Regions from separate parts of the Mus musculus genome. Here all the other regions are linked to region 1. The links are chromatin loops, found by intact Hi-C in ENCODE. Cell type or tissue: left cerebral cortex. All regions are shown on one strand.

Region 1 (8,000 bases):
TGAATTTTCTTGGAACCTTTGCCAAAAGCTGTCTGACTATAACCATAAAGGACTATTTTTGGACTATGTTTTGTTTTGTGGATCTATATATGTATCTCTATGCCAGTATCACATTGTCTTGATTATTATATCTCTGTAGTAAAAATTATAATCAGAAAGTGCTCAGTTCCAAGTATTCACAAACACAGTTTTTATTTTACTTGGCATCTTGCCGACTTGTTTGTAAATGGCTGTTTTTCTCTAATAGTTGTTTCTGTGGAGTCTTTAAGATTTTCCATATGTAAGAATTTATCACTTACAAATAGTTTATTTTTCTTCTCCCAGCAGGGCGCTTTTCATTTCTTCTGCCAATTTTCCCTGCCTAGACTTTCCAATCCCATGATGAAATAAGTGCTAAAAACATCTTTGTCCTGATATGAAAATGGCAAAACATGTCATTGTTCCCTGATACTAAAAGGGATTTTTCTTTTAGTGGTAAGTAGAATGTTGGTGGGTATTTTCCATAGGTATCTATAATGAAGAACTCACCTTCTACTCCTAGTTTGTTAACTAACTTTGTCAAACACTTTTTTACTTTCCATCAATTGAGATGACCTTATGAAATTTCCCCCTTTATCTTATTAGTATGGTTACTTATTATTACATTATTTTTTCTTAGTTTAGATTAGTATTGTATTCTTATGATACATCTAACTTGATCCTATCTCATACATTGCTAGATTCAGTATGTAAAGGGGCTCAGAGAATTGGGCAAGGAGCCTAGGCAGGGGAAGAGCTAGGCACGGGGAAGTGAGCTGGACCTCAAAGGCCCAGGCCAGGAGCCTTTTGTACTTTTGACTTTTGCTGCTCCTTAGTTGGGTTAATGGCAGACTCAATGCTCTTCTTCTGTGATATTCACTCATAGTTACAGCTGATGGAGAAATTAAATGATGATGAGCTCTTCACACTCTTGAGATCTTCTGGAGGCAAGAACATGACCTTGTTCATCCAGCTATGGAAGACTATGTGGCCCTGTCTTCTAGCCAGAGGCTTCTAAGAACATTGTAATGTGTGTTAGCTTGCTGGAACCTGATATAGGAGGTGTGGGGTGGGCTCCATTCCTGCCGTCGTCCTCCTCTGTGAATCTCCATCACACCTTTCATGTTGCCAGAGCATTGATTTGCCTCTGAGTATATGTGCTCCTGATACAGGAGATGATATCCCCTGTGCATAGAGACAAGTGGTCACATCAGTGATTTAGCAACCTGATACCCTGGAAATCGATGTTTAGTCTGTGATGCATTTAGGGATTTTTCTATTTGTCATGTGGATCTTCAAGTTGATTCCTTTATTGAAACATTTGTTTAATAATGTATGCATTTTCTTGACCATTGAAAACGATTTTAAAACCTACAGAATGTATGTGATGTGTGACCTGCTGAGATACATGGTAGGGAAGTGATTTTTTTCAGTGAATTCAGTTAGCCCTCAGCCTTAGATGTGCTCACCTCCCTTCCACCTTTCTTAAGGGAAGGAATTTACAGTAGGATCTAGAGAATCACTTTGGTACCTTAAGGTTCTCCTATGGATAGTCTTTCCTTATGGTGTCCTTAGGAAAGCAGTGGTAGGTGAAAATGGTCCTTCAGAGCATAATGTCCTTGAATATGTCCTTGTCAGATGGTCTCAATCAGGGTGAAAGCAGAAAATGATGTCCATGTCTAGAAGCTCTTCTGATGGTGATGAGTGGGCCTTGGTTGGGGCATGCCATTCCCAGGCTTTGTGTATATGTATGGGCATATGGATAAGTCAGAGGTCAGAGTGAATAAAGTACAGTGTGCTGAGGGGCCTGTAGGATTGTTCTATTACAAGAAGAGGTCTAGAAAAGAGAGGAGTATGTTCTTTCAAGGAGTCAGAGAACAAGGAAAGAAACAGAATTCAGGATGTTACAGTGGTGAGCAGACCTCTCCCTCCCCTATATAAATTCCTCATCCAATCTCTTCATTGCTAGTGGATTTGGTTGGTCCAAATTCTGGTTTTCCAAAGGACCCTGTTCTTAATCTCTGCTTTAGGTGGTAGCATAGCTTCTGTGAGACTCTGCTTTCATTGACTGTCTGGAAATTGTCACTAGCTCTGTACTGTCCTGTAAATTCCATGGAGTTTTGTGACATCATTGCTGACAACCTAGTTCCAGGGCATAGCAGTATCTCAACCTGGCTACAAAGCAGTCATGGCAATTGCTGAAGCAGTGGTGTGGTGAGGACATGAGTTGAGCCTCTCCTTGTCCTCCTGGGTTCCACCTTCAGAAGAGAAAGATGAATGCAGAGAATAGGCATAGATTTCAGTAGGCTGTGTTTTTCCAAGACCTCTCCTGGCCTTTGTGTGTAATTTTCTTCCACAGCACTGGTCACACAAGCACCCATCTGAGCTCTCTAGGATGCCCAGCCTTTATCCAAACTTTTCCCCCCCGCCAGAAGCCTGTCTCCTCCCTTGGAGGTACATGGTGGTATGGAGCTGCCTGCTCAGGCTCTTGTTGTGGAAATGGCTCCCTAGACACCTGGTAGGCCTGGAGCCCATGAGAGATATATCCTTCATCTCTTCAACACTCTGACTGAAAGGACCCTGTTACCTCACAGGCTAAATCAAGCAACCCTTAAAATGCTGCCTGCTGCAGAATTCTCAATAGGCGTTCTTCCTGTCATGAGCACCAGAGGTCACAATTGTTGAGGAGGCCCAAGCTGGTGACATCCCTGCTCTGTATGGCATTACCTTTGATGAGCCTGTCACAGCAGCTTTGGGGTCAAGAGGAAGACGGTTTACAAATATCTCTCTACTCAAGGCAAAGATAGGCTTTATCTCGTGTCTGAATTGCATAAAGTAGGGCAGGTGTGATACCAAGGGCTACTCCATGTGCCCCTGATGAATGAAGGAATGAGTGGAGACTCCTCAAAAGGCCCATCTTTCTCCACCAGTCATGAAATGTGTAGTATGTTTGGCATGTCACTCATGGGTGAACCCAGTCACTGTTTAAGGACCCCTGAATGGCAGAGAGTTTGATCTCCACTGTTCACCTGGTCTGGGAGCTCAGAAAGACAATGAAGGAAAGCCTGCTGACCTCTTCTTGGACTAGACACGGCTTTTGGTCTAGGTGGCCACTGAAAGCTAAGGATTGGCAATATGTAAAACCTCTGATGTAGGGTTTTGAGGCAGTTGGCCTCAACGGGGTTGAGAGATATATAACTGACTAGTAAAGTGTACTTTGTGTAGGTGAGGTGGTTTTGAAAGAAGTAAATAATGGGCAGTGGCATCCATCAGCTGGAGCCTGGATGGGATAAAATGGAGGAGCAGAAAGCCAGCAAGCATAGTCACTCACTCCGCATCCTGGATGCCACGTGAGCCACTCTCTTTACCATACACATCGTTTTTGTCATTCATATTCAGTATTTGTTTCACCTGCTTGTTTCTCCTCTTGATCAGCTTACTATTTACTGCCAGCAGGGGTTGGTTTTGCAGAGTTGTTTATAGAAATGACTTACAGTGTAAGTGGTTCTTATCCTGTCCAGAGCAGATGCTTTGTTCTGCCAGCTCTCCAGAGCTGTCAACTCAGACTCCCTGCAGATCAGTAGGAGAGCTAGAGAGGTGGAGCTGGGCTGAGCTCAGGTCTAAGGGGGTCTGTTTGCCTCCAGCACTCACATCCACTTCACATACATGTATACATGTTAAGGTCTCAGCCCCAAACAGGTTTTTCACAGGCCTGCTCTCCCCTGGACCATGGCCAGCCATTCTTCTCCATCTTCTCCAGCATCCAGTCCGTGTTCTTCTTTTTTTGGGGGGGGGGGGATATTGATCAATGCTTCCTAGCTCTCCATTTACAAAGCTGTGCTTTTTCAAAATTGTCTTCTTCCATTTTATCCATGAAGCATAATAGGAAAACTCTCTACACAGAGCTCAGCCTGACATGCTGCCAAATCTCTGCTTTCCAAATTCTCTATAATGAATATATTGTTGAAATTCAATAAAGAGTCATTCATAAAAATGAAAATGCGATTACAAGAATCTCTCTCTTAATCCCTAGGATCAATGCTAAACGAATTTTTTCATCAGCATGGTGAGGGATTGTAATCCATTTGCATTATGTGGGAATTTATGCACAGCACATAGTGGCCTACATGCATCAATGTATTTATCTTCTAAAACCTTATAAAGTAGACAATTATTTAATGCACTTTACAATGAGGAAACTGAGGCAACACAGTTGCTAGTGAGAGGTAGAATTCTGATAAGTCAATCTGATCTCAAGGCACAAACTCCTGGTGTCCCCAGCCCTTGTCATAGGCACAAAACTCATTCAACCTAAAAAGAAATTTCTTTGAGGTTTTAAGTTTTCAGACATATTGTACATATTGTATGTTGAGCACATACCCCTTCTAAGCTCCAATTCTCCCTTTTTTGATCCCTCCCATTAGTCCTCTTTGTCCCCCAAAGAGTTCAGTTCTGTTTTCATATTGTATATGCACGTATGCTTTTGTGTCTTTCTAGAAATCATAAATGAAAGAAAACATGATATTCATCTTTAAGACTGACTTAATTAATTTAATATGACTTCTATTTGCATCTGTCCTGGGAAACAACAGGACTTCGCTCTTATTTATGGATTAAAAAAATACCTCACACACATTTTCCGATAGAAAGACAGGCAGACAGATAATCACATCTCTCTCATCAATTCCTCCACTTCTGAGTCTCGCTGAATTAAAAAGGAACCAGCCAGTTGGCATTTGGATAAATGCTCCTTTAAGGCCCCAAGGTGGTGCTATTGGTAGATGGTAGCACTTTCAGGATGTGGGGCTTAGCGCCCACTGCTGGTGCAAGTGTAGAATGACATACTCTCTTCACAAAATGGACTCTTGGTAGTTTAGTAAAAAGAAAAAAGTTACAGGTGCCCTTTCTGGTCATCCTCCCTACACCACAGTGAAATCTTCACCCAAGAGCAATGGAAGCACATGCCTGTTAAACAAATGTGCACTCCACCTCTATTAATTTATAACCCAAACCAGCAAACACACGTTTTCAACAGATGACGGGTGAGCAAGGTTTGCGCATTCATACTGTAAATAGTGATTCGGCAGCAAACAAGGAGCAAATCTAGGACACATACAACAACATGGCCATAACTCCCAGTGAGTATGCTGGTGGAAGAAGCCTGACAACAAAGACCTGGGTTAAATAATTCCATTTATAAGAAATGAAAAAGAAAGCCACAGTAAGCCACAGTGGCTCGGAGGGTAATCTCGCGGCATGGGGACTTGAGTTGAGATCTTCAGCACCCACATAAAAAAAAAAAAGCCAGGTGAAGATAAATGCCTCTGTAGTCCTAGCTCTGGAGGGCAGGAGGCAGACACATCACTAGAGCTAACTGGGCAACTGGTCAGTACCAGGTTCAGTGAGATACAGTCTCACGCAGGGTGGAGAGCAGTAGAGGAAAGGACATTGTAACTTTCAGCCCCTAGGAACATTCACGAGCACACACACACACACACACACACACACCCCATGCATAGTCACACAGATGCATGCACACTCACACACATGCATGCACATTTGCACACTCATGAAGACCCACATACAGCACTTACACAAAGAAACACTCTAACATGCCTTTTTAGATTATGATTCTTTAATCTGGAATAAATATGACATTCTTGTGCTTATTCAGTGTCTATACTGCAAGCTTAATTATGTGAATAAATATCTTCTTGACATGAATGGGAGTGGCGTAATTGGTTCCCGTGACCAAAGACAGCCTTTTCAAAGATTAACTGTCTCTCACCATATGTTTCATGAATTTCCTATTTTCCTGTCTAGTGTTGCAAAACCCATCCCAAATATAAATATTTCCCCTTACACATACACAAAACTTTTCTCTGCTTACTTTTCTTTGAAGCTTCTAAACAAAACTCCACCCTTGTGAACTCTAGCTAGCAAACAGAAATTTGCACCGCTAAATAAAATTGTAAATGCATGGTTAATGGATACCCTTTCCATCTGAGTTTTGTGTTTGAATAGACATTTAATTCCCAAGAAAATACTGATGTAAAGGACTTTCAAGTCTTTGGGGTTTGGTAAATCCCCATATTTCCATGCCTGTTGCTAAGCAGAGTTTTTATTTTGATGTGGTTTGCAAAAAAGACTTTATAAAGCCTTTCTTTTCAAAATGAAAATATAAAAAGCCAATGAATTGGCTTTAAAGAGCACATCAAACAACCTCTGCATAGTGAATGGAGAGGGAGCAGGCTCTGGACTCTCTGCTCACTAATCCATGAGTGGCTTAATCAGATTATAAAGACCCATGTGTAGCAGATGAGATACACCCTGTTGTGCACTTGTGCATCTGAAAGTTAATTTCTGCTTGAACTGATGTGGTTTGAAAACCAGGAACTTTTAATTGAATAGTTCCCTCAGTCTGAAGGTGGATCTTGGTTATTAAAGGTATATTCATTAATACACAGTGAAAAATATTACTTGTACATATTTGTCTCCCAACTTTCCATTAAAAAAGAACAGATTCAATTAAAGTTTAAAATTAGAACAAAAAAGGAACCAGAACATGAATGTCTACTCTAGGACAAAGTTGCTGTTTTATTTCCAGAATGAAATACATGTTCTCTTTCACACCAGCTGGCAGTTCTTGAAGATGATCACAATTGCTTCCTACCTGTGAGTTTTCACTTCCTCAGAAAACAATCTCCACAGTGTGGCTTAGACCTCATGTCTGGCTGCTAGAGACTGGAGCACAACACTGTGAGGCTGCTTTCAATGTGACTCCCCTCTCTCGGGCTGGCACTGCCCCCAGTTCTTACTGCTCTGATGAAGCTAGCAGCTGGCGTTGAGCTACACTATAGAGAAGCCCAGCTGGCAGGCCTGGAGATAGCCTGTTGTCAAGAGCTAGTACCTACCAACAACCACATGAGCTGGGAAGCAAGCTCTTCCTAGTCAGTCTCAAGGTGACTGAAGCCCCATCTACTGACTGGATGGTGGCTTGAGAGCTCTGAAACACAGGTCCTCTGAGCCCCACTAAAGCTGCGAGCTCATTCCTGCTGTTGCTCAGAGCTTCAGTGTATTTTGTAGTATAGCAGTAGCTATCGTGTTTGGTCTCAGCTGTTCCTGATGTTGTTCACCACTTAGGTACATGAGCCTAAAGAGACATCTTTAAACAAGATCAGAAATTGCAAGAAAATAATACATTTGCTGAACATGGTCATCTCTCAGAATCCACTGGGAATGATTGTAATGGACACACCCCTCCCGCCCCAAAATCTGAAGCTGTTCAAGTTCCTTGTATAAAATGGTGCCTAGAATTTGCATGCATCTTCCACATGCATTATCTCTAATTATAATTGTAAATGTGATGTGAAGGCTGTTTACGTAGTTGTCATGTTGTGTTGAGGAAATAAAAATAATTTTTACACTAAAACTACAGATTGTTTTAAAAAAACAAAACAAAACAAAACAAAATGAATTTTCTGTGCTTTTGGTTCCATCCCCAGATGTAGAAGCTGCAGGCAAGGAGCTAAGTGCACCATGCTTTGATGTCACGTGAAACAGGCAACAAATTCAAAGCAGCTGATTATTCTTTCTTGTTTCACAAAGAAGACTGAAAATCATAAATGCAATGGATAAATAAGAGAGTGGAAAAGTTCAATGCCTATGGCAATAACTAGGGTCTATCATTTCCAAATCCATTTAAATTGATGAGATTGGAAAAAAACAAAAACAAAAACAAAAAAAAAAAAGCAAAACCAAGCCAAACAATTACTAAGCCTGTGAATGCCCCAAGAGACTTGCAAAATAGATGTTGTCTTCTTTTTTTTTATTTAATTAATTATTTATTTAATCAGAAATAAGAGTATCCATTTGCAATAATTAAGTATAAGTCCTCAAAAATTAACACCATTATGTGGAAACAGGTAGAAACTGAAGACATTGAGAACAAATTTTTACAATTTGACATGTACATTTTTTTA
Region 2 (8,000 bases), 130 kb after region 1:
AAAGGGGATGCAATTATGTTGGAGCTGACTGAGCAGGAGACTGTGAAGACGAACGACTTAGTTCCTCAGACACAGCAGCTGAGTTCCATGTTAAGTTCCCTCCTGGATGTCATGTCCTCACTTTGACACAAAGCTAGCTGGAACCTATGCCCTCCTAGTAATTAAAGCTAATGAGTGTTCCCCCATCTGGAGGGTAGCATGGGGGAATCTGCTCTTTGAGGCCACATTCTTTTGTTGGCACTCGCCCTCGGGCCAAGAGACATTGAATATATTCCCATGGGGTGAACCTACAAGACTGAGGGCAAGACAAGGCATGAGAGGGCCACAAAATGAGTCTGCTGAGGTCTGGCCCCTACAATGTACAGAGCTCCTGACACTTACTTGAGGCCACTTGTTCAGAACTTCAGTCAGATCTTATCAAACCAGAGGACTGAGCTGTGTCTAAACCCAGGAGCAAAAATTGACCATGTGGACACCATGCTGGCTGCAGGGCCAGAAACCTGGGGAGGGATGGTAGAATCCTGGGCTTTCCCAGGTGCCTCTGTAGCATAGCTCTGAGACCCCAAACAAGCCTGGATTTTTCCACATTCCAGGCTTTCATCTATGAAATTCTCAAATAATTAATAAAAATAATATACTTTTTAAAAAACAGACTATGAAGATGTCCAGTGAGATGGATCGCAAGAGGCTGAAGAGGGGGCAATAGGAAGGGGAGGAAAGAGATCATAAAGTCGGGCTGGGAAGGGGAAGGAAACAAAGGTAATAGAATCAATGTCCTTGAAATCACAATGAGGTGTCCCCACAGGGACCTGAGAGAGCAGCAGAGGAGGGGGGAAAGACCGATGAAACAAAGTCTGTATGAAAATGCCATAACGAAACCCACTTCTTTGTATGTAATTTTAAAAAACTAATTTGGAAAAAAAAACCAAAAAACAAAAACAGAAAAGGAAAGAAAATCCAGCATGTGCCAGAAATTGTATGGAGGTGCTGTATGGCACGCTTCCTTCCTGCCCAGCCATGGTCTCACTTGGAGTAGAAATCTCCAGAAACAGCCAGTCCTCTGTTCTTCTGTTCCAGCCACCTACAGCTCTGCTCTCTGAGAAGCCGCGCTGACTCGCTGGCTCCAGCTGTGATGCTCAGCTGTCCGTCCATCTTGTCTCCTGGAACAGCTCAACCCAGGGTCTTCCTGAAGTGGTGATCACTCCAGCTGGCAGGTCAGTGGCCCAGGGATGGCTGAGGACAGAGGTGTAAGGGCAAATGAGGATGTTTCAGGTTGGGGTGTCCGGGTATTGGCTTTCATTTACCAGCTTTGTGGCTTAAGCATTTATATTTACAAAATGAGTGTGTGTAGGGAACTGGACAGGCTTCTCAGCCCCATGCTCTCTGCCCAGCAACTGACCTCGCTAGGAACTAAGCTAATCATCCTTGCCTGCCCCACCCCCAGGCTTGTGTCAGCCCACCTATCTGATAACTAGCTGGTCCCAGGCCCAGAGGTTATGCTGGACTTTTATACACAGGATCAATTTTACCTAATGCACAGGTCCCCATAAAACAGATGTTGCCTTCTGCACTCAGAGCATTGGGCCTGGAAGTCTGTAAGGCATTCCCAGGTGCTTGAGCGATGCTGCACAGACCAGTTAGCTGCAGCAGAAACTGGACTGGGGTCTGCCTGACTGCTCCAACCTTACCCCTTCTGTGCCTGCCATATTTGTCAAAGCAAGCTGAGCCCTGGCACAAGCCATGGGGGAGTTCCTAGAAGAATGAGTTCCCCCTGCTTCCCACTGATGTACAACAGCAGCTTCTTTTCTGCATGTTCCTACGGGCTGTTCAGCCCTCAGTTTCTTTAGAAATCGGGTTCTACAAAATTCTTAAGAAATATTCACCCACCATTTTTAAAGTGTTTTGATCATGCTCTGCCACTGCCTTTGCTGAGTAGAGAATGTTGCCCTTGTGACAAAGGCTTTAGGAGTGGAGGCAGCTACAGGGCACTGGCCCCAAGCTGATCCCTTAGCCCACTCCACCTATGTCCTGTTGAGAGTCACTGTCACGCCACCACCGTTACCCTAGGGTGCATCTTGCTAGAAACAAAGATTGCCTACATGTTATAGGGTTGCAACCATATGAATGCCCTAAGATGGGGTGGCCTCAGCTGTATGCTGCTGCCCTTGGTGGTAGCTTACATAGACAAGTGGCCCTGACTTCCTCACTGACTCTCTCTACAGGGATAGAAAATGGTACCAGTCAGGCCAGAGCTCTGGGATCCCACAGTCACTGCTGCAGGATGGAGGAACCTACTCCCGAGCCCGTCTATGTGGATGTGGACAAGGGGTTGACCTTGGCTTGCTTCGTTTTCCTTTGCCTCTTCCTCGTAGTCATGATCATCCGCTGTGCCAAAGTCATCATGGACCCCTACAGTGCCATCCCCACGTCCACCTGGGAGGAGCAGCACCTGGATGACTGAGGCACATGACAGGTCTCAGTGTCCTGGACACACCTCTGTACACCCTGGCCAACATCCTGCAAGCTCTTGGGAGACTGGGTGTGGCTATAACCACTCAGAGATGGAGAAGGCTCACCTTCGCCTTACTGACTCTCACATAACCACCAGAGGGAAATGCCAGCATGCCTGAGCCAAGGCAGTCTGGGGAAGCCAGGGGAGAGGAATGCTAAGCCATGACTCAGGATTGTGGAGGCCATCCTGGGACTCCACTGGGAGACAGACAGCAGAGTGATGGTCCCCAGCCCAGGCTCCAGGGCACCTTTGAGATCTGGACCAAAACCAGATATTCTGGTCTGTAAACAGTGATCAGGAGGAGACTGACCTTCAACTGCACAGCACTGAGGGGTTGCTGAGAGCCCAGTACCCTCTACAGACTAGCACTGATGAGGCAGGAAAGATGGAGACTTCAGGGGGCTTCTCCTGCAAATTCTCACAAGGCACACGGCTACTTCCAAACTTTTTTTTTTTTTAAAAAACTAAGATACAGAGGGAATATATTTTTCCTGTTAAAAATGAGATGTGCATTTTAGACACTTGGGAAAATATAGATAAATAGAAGGAAAGGGGGGTAAATAGCACTTAAAATCCAACCTCCCAGAAGCCATCATTTTGATATATTTCTTCAAGTCTTTTTTACAGGAATTTTTTTAGTAATTCACACCATATGCATGATGCTGCATTGATTCGTCTGATAGCTTAAATATCTTCTGCCTCACGAGATACCATGGCTGTTTTTAGTGACTGAGAGTATACTGGCTAGGCCATGGCTGAATATAGTCGTTTTCTTTAATCTAGTTAACTTTCTACTATGTACTCACAAGAATCACTTCACCCAGTAACCTTCAGAAGCTCTGTATCACAGGAGCTCCAGGCAAGAGCTGGGTTCTAGACCTGCTTCAGCTATTCAAAGGCTGTAAAAGTCACCTCACTTCTTGGTGCCTCCATTTCCTCATTGAAATATGGGAAGGAGAAGTCTGTCTTTCTGTCTGTCTGTCTGCTGTCTGTGAAAGCAGCCATGTCACAAGTGGGAGCTGAGACTAGCTTGTCTCTTCTGTTGTCTTTCCTTCATCTTCTTCTCCCACACACTGTCCCGTGTGTCTGTGACCTTGCTGCAAGGCTCCTAGGTCACAGCCCACAACCTTCCACAACCTGCTTCAACTCCTGTGTCCTTATTATATGACCCCTAAATAAATCAGCACCTGTGAGCTCCAATTTTGTCATCTATAAAATGGGGGTGTAACATCTACCTCACAAGGTTGTCGTGGAGATAAAATGGGAGGACATGAGCAAACCCTCCCTGCCTTCTAAGAGCCAGAGCTCCCAGCCAGTGCCACATTCACAGTGGCCAGCAGACATTTGCAGGGACACCAAGACACCAGGATACCGGACACCAAGGCACATGGTCTCATGTCATCACCACTATTGCCATTTATTTTCACATATGTGAGGGGTACCTATTGTGTCCTTCCAGGGTAGGACCTGCTGCCCTGTCAAAGGAGACCTGTGCTGTGGGCCTTGGGCCTTCTGCACCACCCACACTCAAGCCCTAGGTCCCCATGCACCTTAGGCTACCTGGGAAATGACTTTCCAAAGCACTATCACACTACATGACCCCTGAAAGTATACACTCTTATCAAGGTTTGTTTTCCAGGGTATGGTGTGTGCGTGTGTTTGTGTGTGTGTGTGTGTGTGTGTGTGTGTCTGTCTGTCTGTCTCTGTATCTCTGTCTGTCTTTCTCTCTCTCTTTCTCTCTCTTTGACTCTGTCTCTGTCTCTCTCTCGCTCTCTCTGTCTCTCTCTCTCTTACACACACACACACACACACACACACACACACACACACACTGTCAGATGCACCAAGAAACAGATGGCATAGGCTCCAAACCTGGCACTGAGGCATCACTTTCAGCCCACCCTTCCTCAGAAACCTCCCTCAGAGACAGCATGCTCTTCTGTGGAAACCTGTTAGGATGGGTTTGCAAAATCAATGGGGGTTGGGGGAAGAGGTTGTTCCCAGCTGTTAATGACAGAACAGCAGGAAGAAGGAGAGATCTAAAGAGCTCTGAAGACCTCCTGTAGAGGCCTTTTGGAGCTCTATGGGGGAAAATCAGGATGCCCTAGGCTGTGTTCCTCAGACTGCCTGCTGAAGGTCACACCACACCTGCACATGAGGAACCTGCCAGAAGCAGCTCACCTCCTCCACAGACCTACAGAATCACACTGGGCATCCAGGGCCAGTTAGCCCGGTTAGCCAGGCCCCTGGACAGCAGTACATCCCTGTTTGAGAAAACCTCCCCAGGACCTCTGTTCTCAGCAACACCCCAAAACCTTTAGTATTTTCTTTATGCTGGGGAAATAACATTTGAGAAAAGAGGTGATTTCAATCCCCTTTCCCAAGAGTCAAGCTTCTAACAAGGCAACAAAACAACGCTTTCTATTTGTACCTACACCCTCCCTTCTCATTTGCATCCTCTTACAAGCCCTACTTGTCCATAAGTACCATTGCTTGTGTACCTTCAGGCGCTCATTCAACTAGAATCACTTCCCAGGCAGCTTTCACACTGTTGCCCCTTGTTTGTATCAGTGTGTGTGTGTGTGTGTGTGTGTGTGTGTGTGTGTGTGAGAGAGAGAGAGAGAGAGAGAGAGAGAGAGAGAGAGAGAGAGAGAGAGAGATGTGTCCTGGTGTATTCATGTGAGCATGTGCTTGCCACAGTGCATGTTTGGAGATCAGATGACAATCTTGGGTGTTGGTCCTCTCCTTCCTTGTTGCTCACTGGTGACATTACTCCCCAGGCTAGCTGGCTCACAAGCTCCCAGGAATTCTCCTCTCTCTGGCTGCCATCTCCCACAGGCCCACTGGAATCCCGGAGGTGCCCTTCTGCACCCACTCACTTTCACATAAGTTCTGGGAATAGAAGCTCAGGCCCTCACACTTGCACAGCAAGCATTTGCCTACTGAGATGATTTCCCAGACCCACCCCTTTTATCATTTTTAAGGTGTGTGTTTTTCTTGTTTTTATGGTTTTTTTTTTAACAAAAGGATTCCCTCATACATGCGCATGACACTGCAGACCACTATACCAAATACTTCTTATGCTGTTTTAAATTTTCCCATTATATATGGGAAGAAAGTGGCTGTGCTGATCCTGGGGGTTTCTCAGGAGAGGAGAGAAGGCAGATTGATAGAACATCCCTTCTCAGAGACACACAAGAAGGAAAGGGGTGTCCCCACGTCTGCCACTTGATTATGTGGAACAAAGAAGAAAGGGGGTCCCCACCTCTGTCACTGGATCATGTGAAGGTGAGAAAGGTGAAAGAATCCCAAGTTTTTCTTCTCTTGTGCTTTCCATTCTGAAGGATGGAGGACGGACATGGTCCTTTGCCACCAGAGTGGCCTCAAGTTTCTGCTAATTGAAAGAAAGCCTGCAGTTGTGAATAGAGAAGGAAACACCGCAGCAAAATACTCATGCTGAAGGCTGGAAGTTGGCATAGAGGAAATGAAGAGAAAAGGATAGTTATAGAGTCATCCACAAGTCAGGGAAGAAGGCACACTCTCTATGGCAGAGAGTAGGTCACAGTCTCCAGAGAAAGGCATCTAGTGGCTGGAATCAAGCTGCTGCCGGTGATGAGCTGTGTGGAAGTCCCTCCGTGTTACCTCCAGCTTTCAGCAAGGCAGATGTGTAGTCCTTCTGTGGCTTTGTAATTTGCAGTGAGGGCATCTGTGTGATGACCACAGAAAGGGCCCAGCTGCCCCAGAGACAAGTGGGTAATAAAAATATTCAGAATCAGGAAAGGCAACTCATATCCATCATAAGGAAAGTGGTCCCTGGGCGTGATCAGGGTCTGATTGACACAAGTGGTAGGACCCATCGGCCCCAGTGTGGCATTATCAATGACTATCACAGACACTTTACTTTTCCAATTAATTTTCAAATGTCCACGTGCTTTGTTTTATTTTGGTGGAGTGATTTTGTTTTGGGGTATGGAACTCATGGCCATGTACATATGAGGCCAGGGCTCTGTCATTGATGTTTGTCCCTAACCCCATATATCTTGCTGGAATGAAAACAAATGTCTCTCCATCCAATAAAGTTTTCCCAGGATTCCAAAGATTTCTAAAAGAGGTCCATTTTACTTTCAAGCACCACGTGGAAATAATTGCAAAGCCTAGTTTTCACAAATGTGGGTGCCTGTCCCATGGCCTTGCTGTTGAGGACTGGTCCTGCCATGTAGGGTGGATAATATTCATAATAGTCTATAGCTGATGGCCCCGGCTGTTAAAAAGTGCCCACACTGAGTTCTTCACATAAGCTCTTGCACAGATATGGGCTCTTTGTATCCAGAAGAAAGACAACCTCCATCACACCCACTTCTGCTGACCTGTGCTGATACCATACATCCTTGACATCCACTAAGACCTTCCCTCCTTTCCCCTAAGGAAGGCTGTCTGTACCTGTCAATGACTGGCAGGAAAGAGAGGGCAATGACCCTTTGCCTCCTTTCTAAGTCTCCCACTGACCAAAAATAATAGATAATAAATGGCGGGACTGCTGAGTAATAAGGTCTATGTATGTCAGCTCGCCAGAGCAACTGAAAAATGAGCAGCATAGCCCACCCCCAAGTGACACCCAGTATTCATCATGAACTCCCAGCATCCATCACAAACCCTGCTAAGATGGGAAAGCAAACAAGGATGTTAAGGAAACAGTCCTGTGGACACCATATTGTCCTAGATAATAACAATGTTTTCCCATTCCCAGCCAGACCTTACACTAGAATGTAGCCAGCATAAGGCAGAGAGGCTAGCACAGCTTCCTCTGTAGTGGTCACAAGGCCTGGTGTGGACAGCAGTCTTTTTTTTTTTCCAGTGATTATTGAAGTTTATTCAGTATTTTTTTCATTAATTTATTTATTTACTGTACAGATCCCTGCCCTCCTCTTCTCCCAGTTCCACCCTCCCATCCATCCCCCATCTCCTTTTCCTCAGAGAAAGGGAGCCAGCCCCCCATACCGCCCCACCCTTGTAACCACCAACCAAAGAGCATGCAGGGGCTAGGCCTAGGTCCCCTACACAGATGGAGCAGATGCGTCCCTTGATCTTCATGTGGGCCTCCTAACAATTAGAACAGGACTGGTGGACAGCAGTCTTAGTCTTTTCCCTGCTACCCCACATTCTCTGAATATCCTCAGCTGTGGGGGCATTTTACCTCACCCAGAGGAGACAAGTTCCTGTTCTGTTTTTATTGAGTTAACACTTGTCCAAAGAATTTAGGAAGAAGCCTTGCAGATCTGGCTGGAAGCACTTTAGAACTCCCAGGAGAGGACAGCAGGAGCTCGTGGAACTGTAGTCCCAAGTCAAAGAGCATCAGACTCTCTATAGAGCTAATTAGGAATTTGAACCCTTAGATTTCCAGAGTGGGGACACAGGGTACCAGATATACCAAATGTCCCAGTGAGCCCTGGGGCTCCATAGTGGGTCTCCTTTGCCCCTGTGGGGGAGC
Region 3 (8,000 bases), 77 kb before region 1:
GGTGATATGTAGTGGTGTGTGGTAGTGGTGTGTGTGTGTGTGTGTGTGTGTGGTGAAAATGTGTTTGTACATGTATGTATATTATGTAGAAACCAGAGTTTGACATGGTTGGATGTCTTCTTCAATTGTTTGCAACCTTAGTTTTTGAAGCAGAATCTCTCACTGCACATGAAGCTCACTGACTCAGGCAAGCATCCGGCAGTGAGACCCAGTGATCCTCACTAACTCAGGCAAACCGCTGGCATCGAGACCCAGTGATGCTCACTGACTCAGGCAAGCTGCCAGCAGTGAGACCCAGTGATCCCCCAGTCTCTGTCTTCCTAGTGCTGGCGCTATCACTGCCTGGCTTTTTACATGGGCAGTAGTAGGAATCTGAACACAGGCTCTTATGCTTGTATAGCAAGTACTTTACCAACTGAACCATTCCCCCCACCTTACCTTGTGCTCTTTTAATATTAATGATGTGTTAATTGAATGTCACAAACAATAGCATATTTTAAAACTTTTTCATGAGGAACACACAATAAAGACTGTATATAGTCAGTGAACTTGAACAATGCATGCATGAGACAGAGGCAGAGGAGGACGGCCTTTTCAAATAGGCATGCCCAGTGATGAAGAATGACAGAATCTTGCTCAAGGTTTGTATTGAATATTGTCTTCCTGGAACCCTGCCACCTTCCTGTCGTGAACTTGACTTCCACCCACCCATGAAGTAGCAACAAAGGCATCCCTTGTTGCAGACGGGAGAACTCAGCAGGGAGAGGTGGGTGCCGGGCCACAAACCTATTGAATGGCAGAGCCTGCTTAGGTTGTAGCCACTCAGTACAGGGCTGCCATCCTCAGAGTGCCCAGGCAGAAGTGGGGTGCTTTGACAGCACCACCCTGGCCACCCCAAGAAATGAACTGACACTGAGCTTCTAAGCCATGGCCACAATGGAAGTTGGGTGGCGCACAGACAGTGTTTGGGGCCACTACTCGATTGAGCCGAGGAGTCATGGGGAGTTACGATTCTCCAGGATTCAGAGGCCTCATCTCTACCGTCAGACAAACACCTACCTCATGCAGTCATTGTGAGGACAGAAAATCACGTATGATGTCAGTTCCCATCTCTCCTATTATTCTTATTATTTTCCCCCAAGAAAAGAGTATCTTTCAACACAGCTCTGTGCACACATGCGCACGTGTGAGTGTGTGTGTGTATGTGTATGTATGTGTGTGTGTGCATACAAGACAGACATACACACACATGCACACATAGAGGGAGGTGTTATACAACTTTTGAGCAAATCACTTCTCTGTGACTTGGTTTTCTATCTGTAAAGTGAGAATAATAGTGTCCTAAAGTAGTGAGGATCAGAGACACCGACGTATGTACACAGCACTCAGATGGCACCTGGCACAGAGTCAGTAAGTACACTTATTCAGCTAAACACACACATAGGTGTTAGCAAACATAACCATCTTACCAGCGGATTCTTCCCGGCACGCCTGTGATTTCTGTCCTTCTGGCCCTATCTCATAGGTATACAAGGACGATTACATTCCAGGACCCTTGTTCTTTTCCAAAGTGCCTACCTGGCACTGATGTCACGAAAGCACGAAGGCTGCCTGAGATGGGCTTCTTCCTGAGTTGAGCTGGTGAGTTCCCTTCATGCCTCTGCCTTTGTGTGAGCTGGGGACACTTGGGGAGAGTCAGCAGACCAGGCGCTTTATCTCTCTAGTAGAGTTGTGTAAAGTGGTGAGCCTCCACTTCATGTGTCAACACTATTCTGTTCATCTCTCCTCACAGCTTCACATACATTTAAACCCACATTCATTTATATACTCCCTACATACCATGCAGATGCAATGTACACAAAAAGAACTAGTTTCAGGATCAAAGAGGATGCTAGGGGAGACATGCACTTGTGTGCTCATGCATGAACACACACACACACACACACACACACACACACACACACACACACATACACACACACACACCCATGCACTTCGCCTTGGGCCTGGCATGCTCACAGTTTCCCCTCACTGACGTGGTACCTGCTCTCAGTTTTGCACAGGTCAGAAACATGGCCCTTGGCTTTGACCAGGTTCCCACAGTTCCATACTTCCTTCAGAGGGTTGATGCATGCTGGTGAGGGAACCAGAAATTCTTAGTCCATCCTTCATTCTGCTCTCAACTCCCATTCGCTATAGGCATGCCAAGAAGAGGCTGGTCAAGCTTCAGTAAGAAGCCAGGGATGAGCCTCACACATATAGATGAGGGTTTGCCACATTTGGCAAAGAATGAGTCTGTGTCACAGAAACTCAAATGCATTCCATGAGAGCAACTCCACAGGTCAAATGCAAACCACCTTACAATAGACGTAGGATTTCCCATTGTGCATGTAAAAGTTTAAAGTAGGGGCAGCTCCTACATGGGGCTGCCTCTTTGCTCCTCCCACTCACTTGAGCTTCTTCTCTACTCAGATTTGGCCTATCCCACCAGAAACCTGGGGTCATACAGTGGCCACAGCTGCATATGGCCAACAGTGACTCTCCTGTTCCTACCTGTACTGGCTAGCTTTGTGTCAACTTGACACAGCTGGAGTTATCACAGAGAAAGGAGCTTCAGTTGAGGAAATGCCTCCATGAGATCCAACTGTAAGGCATTTTCTCAATTAGTGATCAAGGGGGAAAGGCCCCTTGTGGGTGGGACCATCTCAGGGCTGGTAGTCTTAGTTCTATAAGAGAGCAGGCTGAGCAAGCCAGGTGAGGCAAGCCAATGAAGAACATCCCTCCATGGCCTCTGCATCAGCTCCTGCTTCCTGACCTGCTTGAGTTCCAGTCCTGACTTCCTTTGGTGATGAACAGCAGTATGGAAGTGTAAGCCGAATAAACCCTTTCCTCCCCAACTTGCTTCTTGGTCATGATGTTTGTGCAGGAATAGAAACCCTGACTAAGACAAATTGGTACCAGCAGAGTGGGGTATTCCTGTGACAACCTGACCATGTTCTGGGGAGGACTGTGGAAGGACTTTGGAACTTTGGGCTTGAAGATCCATTCGTTGTTAAGAGCTCTGTCAGATGTTGTGTAGGAGCTTGGAAGATAATGTTGAGAACAGTGCAGAAGATGGAGGTTTGGTTTGTGAAATTTCAGAGGGAAAATTAAAGACTCTTTTCAGGGCCATTGCTGTTTTGATTGTGAAGATTCTGTAGTTCTGGTTAGCTGGGGCTGAAGAATCAGCTGTGATTAACAAGATACCAGAACTACTAAAGCAAAAACTTTGCATTACTGGGACTATTGATGCTGGTTAGCTGGAGCTAAGAAATTAGCGGTGATTAAGAAGAGACCAGCATCATTGAGGTGACATCTTCTGGGAGGTGTTTTCTGAGAGCACAGTGGCTGTGTTCCAGATATAGCCAAAGTTGTACCTTGTGCTGTGGCTGGACTTGGTAATGTGTAAGAGTCACCCAGGTGGTACTGGTTTTGAAGGCATGAAGGAGTTGAGCAGAACAGCTGAGGCTTGGCACTGTGAGAGGCCATGGAAGGCCATTGGTGAAAGTGCAGCCTCAGTTGCAATTGATGGCCCAGGACTGAAGGGGTCATGCAGTGTTTTGGAGATGCCAGTACCATGAGATGACCACCAAGAGCAGCAGCAGCAGTGGAGTACAGGCGTCTGGAGCCTAGAGGATGACACATGTGCTACAAAGGGCCTGGCTGGAGAAGTGATCCAAGCCCTTGGAGGAGCCCAGAAGATCGTGAGTTGGATCCCAGACATTGGACGGTTAGAGATTGACTTTTGCTTTTGATTGTGACTGTGCCCTGATATTTTCCCTCTTGAAGGAAGAAACTGTTTTAGTGGAGCCCACAGTTAAGAGACTTTTAATTGTAAAAAGACTTTGGATTTTAAAAGAGATGGATATTTTAAAGAGATTGAAATTTTAAGCATATGTAAAGACTGTGGGACTTTTAAAGTTATTTAGAATGGGGATGAATAAGATTGTAAGGGTTGAGGCTTACTAGTGATGTGTTTGTGTGTCAAGTTGACAAGGGGTCAATTGTACTGGCTAGCTTTGTGTCAACTTGACACAGCTGGAGTTATCACAGAGAAAGGAGCTTCAGTTGAGGAAATGCCTCCATGAGATCCAACTGTAAGGCATTTTCTCAATTAGTGATCAAGGGGGAAAGGCCCCTTGTGGGTGGGACCATCTCAGGGCTGGTAGTCTTAGTTCTATAAGAGAGCAGGCTGAGCAAGCCAGGTGAGGCAAGCCAATGAAGAACATCCCTCCATGGCCTCTGCATCAGCTCCTGCTTCCTGACCTGCTTGAGTTCCAGTCCTGACTTCCTTTGGTGATGAACAGCAGTATGGAAGTGTAAGCCGAATAAACCCTTTCCTCCCCAACTTGCTTCTTGGTCATGATGTTTGTGCAGGAATAGAAACCCTGACTAAGACACTACCCTCTCTGTGGGAAAGGCTCCCGCCTTACTCCGACATCCATCCGGCTTCTTAGGAGCCTATCCCTAGCCACCCACTTTATGACTCTCCTGCATCAGCTGCTGCTCTTCACCAGGACCCCAGGGCATCCCAGGTACTTCTCCCTCACTGCATTTCTCCCTCACTGACCCCCTCCTGCCAGTGTGCTACATTAACACTACCTCTGCAGATCTCAAAATCCTGCCAGCAGGCCTGCTGGCCCTGCAACGGGTCTCTCCACTTCTGCTGCTTGCCTGCCTGGTAACACCCCAGACTCCTGCTCTGCCCTGGCCCTCTTACCTGTACCCACTCAGCCAGATCAGATAAGGCCAGCCACTCCACTCTCATCCTCAACTTCTTTGTTCTTACCACTGTGTGGAGTCCCTGCTCCTGCATGGTCAGGCTGCTGCCCCCTCTCCTGCCCATCATTCTGGCTCCAGCCACATTTTAGTCCATCCTTGTACCAAACTCTGTTCCCCTCCACCCCAGGACCATTGCATACACTATGTCCTTAGATGAGGACTCCCATCCTTCTCTTCACCCGGTTAACCCCCTGGCCATTTAGATTCAGCTTCAGTACCAAGTCTCAAGGAGGCCTGTTTCAAACCAGCCCCTCCCTCCTCAGTGTAGATATGGTCCCATTCTACCTGTAATCTTCCTGAAAGAGAATGAAGATCTCAACAGTCCAGGTGAGAGACCAGGGTTGGGATGACAGAGCCTCAATGAGGAAGAATGATGTCACTGTCTCAAAATAATGGTGTGTCAGCCTCAAGGCTCAAAAAGGGAAAACCCAAAAAAACCTTGGTCACCTGATCCTCCTACACTGAATGGGCAGAGAATTCTAGAGGAGGAAGAAAACCAAGGCTGGGCTGGTTGCAAGTTTACATGTCCTGTGTCTCAGGAGCTTGTGCTAGGACCTGTTGCCAAGAATAGGGACATCAATAGCGTCTTGTGCCTGTCACCTCTGAGGAGCACAGGTTCTGCAGAATCTGGCACTGTTCTCAGTTTCTCCATTCACACCCAAGGACCCAGATTAACCAGACATCCTTCCTTTGCTCAGGTTGCTGTCTGTTTGGAACATAAGCACCATTTGCAAAACCTATTTTGAGCCACAGACTGTGCTACGAACCAAATGGCAGTCAGAGATTTTTAAAGACCCAATCACGACTGAGCATGAAGCTGGCTGGGCATTTCACATTGAATGCTGCTGGCAGTGAGAGAGGTAGCCCTGTGCTCTGGTGATGCGAGGGAAGGTTCCAGAAGACTTCCTGAAGGAGGCTACCCCGGGATCATCTATTCACTGACCACAGAAGCACAGCAGGACAGGATGCAGTCCTTCGATGGCTTCACAATGGCCAAGCACACCCCATTTCAGCCACCTTTAAAGGACACACCTTTTTGTTCACTTTCAGTCACTGAAACTCTGGAAATCTTTGAGTCCAAGTGCTACTCTCAACTGACTCAGTTCTCCCTTGTGTTCAACGTGAATCTTCCATAATGACCTGTTTTAGGGTTACTCATCATAACTGACGGCCAAGGCAACAGAAATATCAGCAGCACCTCCAGCAAGATCAACCCCACCTGCACCGGGAAACACCTGCTTGCCAGCTCCTAGATAGCGCTGTGACAGAGCTGTGCACACACCAGAACATCGGCTCAGACTAAGAGTGATTCAGGCTTCACAACACACATAGGGTATCTGGCCCATGGCATGGCATCCAGCTACCAACTATTCCTCGCTCCAGATCCGGTCATGCTGTGTTGAATTCCTATAAAGCAGAGCAGGCAGGAATAGCCTGGGAAAATGCGAAACTTGAGAATATTAAGATGAAAGCAAGAGGAGGAAATAAAAAAATAGACATTCTGTTTTCCTCCTCACTGGTTTCATGGAAATCCACCTAGGAGAAAACAACCCTTGATCTACACATGGAGAAAACTAATCACACGCGGACTTTCACAATACAAACACAGGAAATATTTTCACAATCATTCAAATAAGTAAAAAGCCAAAAGGCTCTCTCTACGGATGGGAGAAGAGGAAGGAGGCAGCTAAGAAAAGGAAATGTTCCCTCCACACCCATCTTTCCCAGAGCGATGCTCGTCACAGATAGCACATCAAATGCTTCAGCCCTACCTTCTCAGAGGGTTGAACAAAGACCTTTCTTCCTTGTGAACACCACCTTCTTAGGAGGATATGCTGCCCGGGTAGAAAAAAATGTCAGAAACCTCTGGGAGCAAACGCACTGCATTTGTATTCTGCTCAGAAAATGTCATCACAGATCTGTTTACCTTAACTGTGGACCATGATTCAGCCGTGACAACTGTCTTGCATACTGATCAATTTATTTGCAGCAACATTTCCAGCGTTAACTGCTTAGGTTCTGAAAAACTGGATGCTTGGGTTTCTTGTGCAGCTGCGACACATAAAGGAGAGATCTAAGCTTGTTACCAAAACATTTCTGCGAGAGACTATAAAGGATTTTTCTTGACGTGTGGGCAAGGGAGGGTCCTTTTCTCTTCCGGATAGAAAGCAGAGCTCATGATTCCTACAGGCCTTCCTCAGGGTGGGATGTCTATAGCACAATGCACAGAAATAGAATGTAACAGGGAGTATAGGACTCTGCAGCTACGTTTTTTTTTTTATCAGGCTTTAACCAGCTTCTGTGACCCTCTGTAAGACATACCCATCCCACAGGCAGAATAAGCCAGGCTCTGCCACAGGTCAGGAAGTAGCAGAAACAGGAGGTATTTATGATTGGGGTCAGGAAAGGAGGGAGGGACTAATCCCTGATCTCTCTGGCATCTATCAGTCCAGACTGGACAACTGAGTCCCTCCTAGCAGGCAGGCCTTACTTTTGGGGACAAGAAACAGACCCCATGCAAACTGGGGAGACCTCCCTTTTCTACTAGCAATGCCGTCACTGGTCCATTCTGTCTCCACAGCCCCACCATGCACTGGGACACTGGTGTCAGGTATAGGGTCCCATCAGTGATCATGCCCAGAAACTCTTCCTTTATCTCCCTTCTGGCTGAAGGCCCAGTGTCTCTGTGCTAAACTTTAATTATTTTTATTTTAAAAAATTGTTTCATACAATATATTCTGACCATGTTTTCCCCTCCCCCAACTCCTCAAACCCTACCTACCTTCCTACCCACCCAACTTAATGATCATTCTTTCTCTCAAAAAGAAAAATGAAAATCAAAACAAACAACAATAAGATAAAAAGTACCAAATGAAACAACACATACACATAGAGTCCATTACGTGTTAGTCATCTATTCTTGGGCAATGGGCCTGCCATAGAGTGTGGTTGATGTATCTAGTAACCCTCCACTAGAGAAAACCAATTTTCTCTTTCCCAGCAGGTATCAATTGCAAATAGTTTCTTGGCTAGGGGTGGGACTTTATGTCCATTTCCCCTTCTCAATGTGAGACTCTGTCTGTTTTGAATCTGTGTAGGATTTGTGTGTGTTGTCACAGACGCTGTGTTTCTATATGTATCATCAGTCCTGTTGTGTCTGAAGGAAGACAAATGGTCTT

What was found. Hi-C counts contacts between places; a loop is a spot of excess contacts. Peaks named below come from ENCODE experiments on the same cell type or tissue, not always from the same donor. Only the 100,000 strongest peaks of a DNase experiment are listed, where the experiment ranks them.
Region 2: it touches region 1 in a loop (2.9-fold over the local background); 3 of 42 quality-filtered maps call a loop at or near these places.
Region 3: it touches region 1 in a loop (4-fold over the local background); 3 of 42 quality-filtered maps call a loop at or near these places.

Annotation. Positions count from the first base shown.
Region 1 is chr7:84,442,449-84,450,448 of GRCm38, forward strand. All of the region lies in intron 1 of Gm31284 (a long non-coding RNA gene), which reads left to right. Among named protein-coding and RNA genes, the nearest start is that of Gm31284, 16 kb to the left of the region's middle. In left cerebral cortex, a CTCF peak has its summit at 4,818; DNase peaks (open chromatin) are centred at 4,796 and 6,857; H3K27ac peaks cover 729 bases.
Region 2 is chr7:84,574,628-84,582,627 of GRCm38, forward strand. Gm2115 (predicted gene 2115) reads left to right here. Exons shown (of 3, transcript NM_001384188.1): 2 at 1,078-1,214; 3 at 2,223-6,611. The coding sequence starts at 2,282. The coding sequence ends at 2,461. Among named protein-coding and RNA genes, the nearest start is that of Fah, 27 kb to the right of the region's middle. In left cerebral cortex, no CTCF peak of the experiment used is centred here; DNase peaks (open chromatin) are centred at 3,235, 4,416, 5,063 and 5,354; H3K27ac peaks cover 418 bases.
Region 3 is chr7:84,365,775-84,373,774 of GRCm38, forward strand. The region is part of intron 1 of Arnt2 (aryl hydrocarbon receptor nuclear translocator 2); the gene reads right to left. Among named protein-coding and RNA genes, the nearest start is that of Gm30873, 33 kb to the left of the region's middle. In left cerebral cortex, no CTCF peak of the experiment used is centred here; DNase peaks (open chromatin) are centred at 761, 4,594, 4,767, 5,323 and 4 more places; H3K4me3 peaks cover 4,217 bases; H3K27ac peaks cover 3,641 bases.